Linked DNA regions of Homo sapiens: region 2 is linked to region 1. Evidence: read pairs that join two places in POLR2A ChIA-PET (ENCODE). Cell type or tissue: PC-3. All regions are shown on one strand.

Region 1 (2,500 bases):
TGTATCAACAGGGTTACATGAGGTGTTCATGAAAATGGGGCTCCCCTAACCACAGCACTTACCATAACCTGAGTAACAGGCATATTTAGCCAGTGAATGTCCCTGACATCATAAAAGCAATCCCATTTGGCTTGCATATGAAGCATATCAACTGCTTCATCTGGGGTGCTCCACTTGGCATTTATAGGTGGAGTCTGACAGTCCCACTTCAGAACTTTACAGTGGCTTTTATCCACCCCACCAGACTGGCCATTTCTTCAGGAATAAATTCCTATGATATATACACATCTGCAATTACTCAGTAGTGAGCTGTAGGTCCTGCATCAATGCAAACATGTTCTTCTACTCTGCATCATTTAAAACCAAAGACACTGGCTGGGCTTGGTGGCTCACATCTGTAATCCCAGCATTTTGCGGGGGCGAGGTGGGTGGATCGCCTGAGGTCAGGAGTTCAAGACCAGCCCGACCAACATGGTGAAACCCCGTCTCTACTAAAAATACAAAATTTAGCTGGGCATAGTGGCGGGGCTTGTAATCCCAGCTACTCGGGAGACTGAGGCAGAAGAATCACTTGAACCTGGGAGGTGGAGGTTGCAGTGAGCCAAGATCATGCCATTGCACTCCAGTCTGGGTGACAAGAGCAAAACTCTGTCTAAAAAACAGAAAAAAAAAACACACACACACATTAGTCGCAAATTATTTACTTTCACTATCCATTTTAGTAAAGGTACCTCAGAGAGCTGATAATACCAATGTACAAAGTGAACAATTTCTTCGCACTTCGCATTCTGCTAAGTTTTAGTAGTTACTTGTTTTTGCCCTTCTCCCACATTGACCACCTTTTTGGTGACCAAAGGTCTTAGAAGTGCTTTCTGTTTTCCTGACATAATTTTCCCCTTTGCGGGTGGCTTTGAGGCTAGTGGCCTGAGCTCAGACAGACTCACATCTGAGCTTGGTTTCCCCTAAAGGCCTGACTCAGCACTCTATTTAAATTCTATTTTAGCTATTATAGATAAAAATAACCAAGGATTCGAACATGTTGCTTTTCTCTTATTAGTTTCATAAACCAAAAATGAAATTCTAAGCCTCCGGATGGATTGAATGGACTCCCCTCTCAGCCAACGGGATTCCAAAGAAACCTGAAAAACTAGTTCAGGAAGGGGATGACAGACATGCCTCATTACACTCTTTCTTTTGGATTTTAGACACAACTGACTAACATTAACATTAAAACTGAGATCTTAAGACTGACAAAACAGACTCTTTGTAGCAATTAAGAAGCAACATTCCAACCTGACTTTAGTGTAACATCGCATGACAAATAAAGAAGGAAATCAAATTATTTTACCTCAAAATATGTTTTCTTACCATATTTTGAAATGGCTCTTTTTATCTGTAAAGAGTCTTTATTAATGTAACTCAATCTTTCCCCTTCCAAGCCCTCCAATCCTGAAGACATTAACTGCGAGCCTGGCACATTTTAAGGCCTGATAAGAGACGTTTGCCATCTATTCTCTGTAGAGTCAGCTTCTGTGGCGGCTTCATCTATATAATAACAACCTTGGCTTTCACCACCCCCCTTATGTTAACCCCAAGCATTTCTTTCTGCTGGCTTCAACTGTAGGCAAAGCTTAACTGTTTTAATCAATTACCTATGACCTGAAAGCCACATCTTCTCCCACCTTTGAGATATCTTACATTTTCAGACCGAACCAATGTGTACCTCACATGTATTGATACACTGATTAATTCCACATGTCTTCCTAAAATGTATAAAAGCAAGCTGTAACCTAACCACCTTACACACATGTTCTCAGGATCTCCTGAGACTGTGTCAAGAACGATTGTCCTCACAATTGTCTTCAAATAAATCTTTTCAAATATTTTACGAAGTTTGGCTTTTGTCATCAACAGTTTGCATTTCCCTGTGCATCCATATCTAAATTCCACTGATAGCTTTTACCTTGAGTAACCAAATGCAGCATAACTGCAGCTCTATACCATGGGGGACCATGTGGCCACCCAGGAATCAAAGGTTCTTCACCCCCTGCTCTTTTATTATTTCTCTTTCCGAGCTGTGTTTCCCTGAGCCTAAGCAGTGCTAGCAAATCTCATTCCCTTGACACAAATTGTTTTGGGAAAAACTGTCAAACCATGTTTTTCTTCTGCTCCCATACCACAACAATTAACACAGAAGACTTCTGTGACCAAATGTATGGGGATTTGTTCTACTAAGAAGTAGCAGACACCAGCTGAGTCTCCTCCAATTTAATTCTGACACTACTTAGCTGGAGATAGTGTCAGATCCCACAGGTTGAAGGCTCAGTCACTAAGATTGCTTCCCCTGCTCAGACACCAGTCTCAAGTCATGGCCTATAGAACTTCTGACCCACCAGTTTCAAGCTGAGGTTCCCATAACCACCTGCTTTGTTTTGATTAGTTTTCTGGAGTGCCTTACAGAACTCGAGGAAACATCTACATTTACTAGTTTATTATAAAG
Region 2 (2,500 bases), 93 kb after region 1:
CCTTCTAGGGCAGAAAAACACAGAAATAATGCTGTGCTCTTTACTGGAGGCACATTATGTAGATTTTTCTCAACACTCATGGTCTTTACCATTGTTGCCTGTTCATATTGGTATGTGCCTACCTTCTCCATTAAAAACTTACTATTCATCTTTGTAATTGAGAAATACGGGGTGGAGGGGGGAAACAAATATCCCAGTCCACCAACCTTAGCATTCGTTGATGAATATTGTCTGATCCTGCTACCTCCACAATTTTTGCCAAATATTGATTTTCTGTTTTAATCACACTTTGTCTACAGATTAGTTGGCACTATTATAAAATGGGCTTTACCTTCCTCATTTATTTATATGTTACCTAGTGGATTTATATTTAATCAAATATTTTTATTTGTTACTATCACCATTAATTTCAAAACTTACGCTATCTCAGTTATGGTAAGTGGGAACTCATTTAAGCTGGCTTATTTGTTCTTGTTGCTATTGTATTTAGAATACTCCCTTAATTTCTGGTACATAGAATCATTTAAGATCACTTTGACTTTTATCTGACTCAGTCTGAAGTCGGTAATTTTAGTAGGAGAGAGTATCTTGGGTTTCAGAGTGCTCATTGCTACTGGGTGTCATTAGCTCTAGACCTTCTCAGCAAACAGGACTAATATATGATTGATATGATATGATATGATATGATAGATATGTTATTACTGCTACAGTTATATACCATTTATTTATCCATTTATCTATCTATATTAAAACATAACGCTTTCACACTGAAACCTACAGATCTAATCCAACTCCTTAGAGATATTTCTAGTGATTTCACTTTTCACATTTATAGATCCCATCCTTAACAGTAAAAATTTTATCTCCCTTTATCTTCACTACATTTATTTGTTTGCTCAATTTGCTTATGTTTGACCAGTTATCTGTGCAGGATAGCCACCTCATTACCTCTGCTCTTGTCTCATTATCTTCAGCTCCCACCCTTCCACTCCTGCCTTGTTGCCCCTATACATTCTTAGCTGCCAGTTTGCTACTTACCCTTGAGCCCTACTGCCTTTCTTGTCTTTGGCCCTGCTGCCTTCTTAGTCTAGTTATGCTGTTTCTCTTTTGCTTTGCTGCATTTTTGCCCCATCACAGCCTCTGCATCTTTGTCCTCTGCCTTCTTGGTATCAAGCCTTACTGCTCCATCTTTGGCCTATAGCCTACAGTTGCCTGTTAGAGTTTGCCATCATTTTAGCCCTGACAATGGAAAGGGAATGAATGAAAGCGGAAACATTTCAATTCTTTTTATGAGACTAGCATAATTGACCACAAAACTCGACAAGGAGAAATCAGAAAAGTACAATTATAAGAAATAAACACAAAAACCATAATATCATCTCAATAAGTGCAGAAAAAGCATTTAATATAGGAGCATAGGAGCATACCTCAAAAACTAGGCACAGAAAGAGCATACCTCAAAATAATTAAGGCCATATATGACAAACCCACAGCAAAACCCACAACCTAAGTGGGGAAGGTATAAAGCCATCTCTCTACAAACATGAACAAGAAAATGATGCCAATTCTCACCACACTTTTTTTGCTACTCAGCATTTTTTCATTTAAAAATATTATTAAAAATTAGTTTCTGTGACAGGATACTCATTTGATATATCTTTTTTATTATTATACTTTAAGTTCTGGTATATATGTGCAGAACGTACAGCTTTGTTACATAGGTATACACCTACCATGGTGGTTTGCTGCACCCATCAACCTGTCAAATACATTAGGTATTTCTCCTAATGCTATCCCTCCCCTAGCCCTCTACCTATCAACAGGCCCCGGTGTGTGATGTTCCCCTCCCTGTGTCCACGTATCCTCATTGTTCAACTCTCATTTATGAGTGAAAACATGTGGTGTTTGGTTTTCTGTTCTTGTGTTAGTTTGCTGAGAATGATGGTTTCCAGCTTAATCCATGTCCCTGAAAAGGACATGAACTCATTGTTTGTATGGCTGCATAGTATTCCATGGTGTATATGTGCCACATTTTCTTCATAGTCTATCATTCATGGGCATTTGGGTTGGTTCCAAGTCTGCTATTGTGAGCAGTGCTGCAATAAACATACGTGTGCATGTTTCTTTATAGTAGAATGATTTATCATCCTTTGGGTATGTACCTATAATTGGGATTGCTGGGTAAAATGGTATTTCTTGTTCTAGATCCTTGAGGAATCACCATGCTGTCTTCCACAATGTTTGAACTAATTTACACTCCCACCAACAGTATAAAAGCGATCCTATTTCTCCACATCCTCTCCAGCATTTGTTGTTTCCTGACATTTTAATGACTGCCATTTTAACTGGCATGAGATGGTATCTCATTGTGGTTTTCATTTGCATTTCTCTAATGACCAGTGATGCTGAGCTTTTTCTTCATACATTTGTTGGCTGCATAAGTGTCTTCTTTTGAAAAGTGTCTGTTTATATCCTTCACCCAATTTTTGATGGGGTTGTT

Evidence for each region. Peaks named below come from ENCODE experiments on the same cell type or tissue, not always from the same donor. Only the 100,000 strongest peaks of a DNase experiment are listed, where the experiment ranks them.
Region 2: POLR2A ChIA-PET joins it to region 1 with 5 read pairs; 2 of 35 experiments call an interaction of 5 or more read pairs at or near these places.

The regions. Positions count from the first base shown.
Region 1 is chr11:24,754,491-24,756,990 of GRCh38, forward strand. The region is part of intron 4 of LUZP2 (leucine zipper protein 2); the gene reads left to right. Among named protein-coding and RNA genes, the nearest start is that of LUZP2, 260 kb to the left of the region's middle. RefSeq lists an enhancer at 1,007-1,508. In PC-3, no CTCF peak of the experiment used is centred here; a DNase peak (open chromatin) is centred at 1,141.
Region 2 is chr11:24,847,477-24,849,976 of GRCh38, forward strand. The region is part of intron 5 of LUZP2 (leucine zipper protein 2); the gene reads left to right. Among named protein-coding and RNA genes, the nearest start is that of LUZP2, 350 kb to the left of the region's middle. In PC-3, no CTCF peak of the experiment used is centred here; no DNase peak of the experiment used is centred here.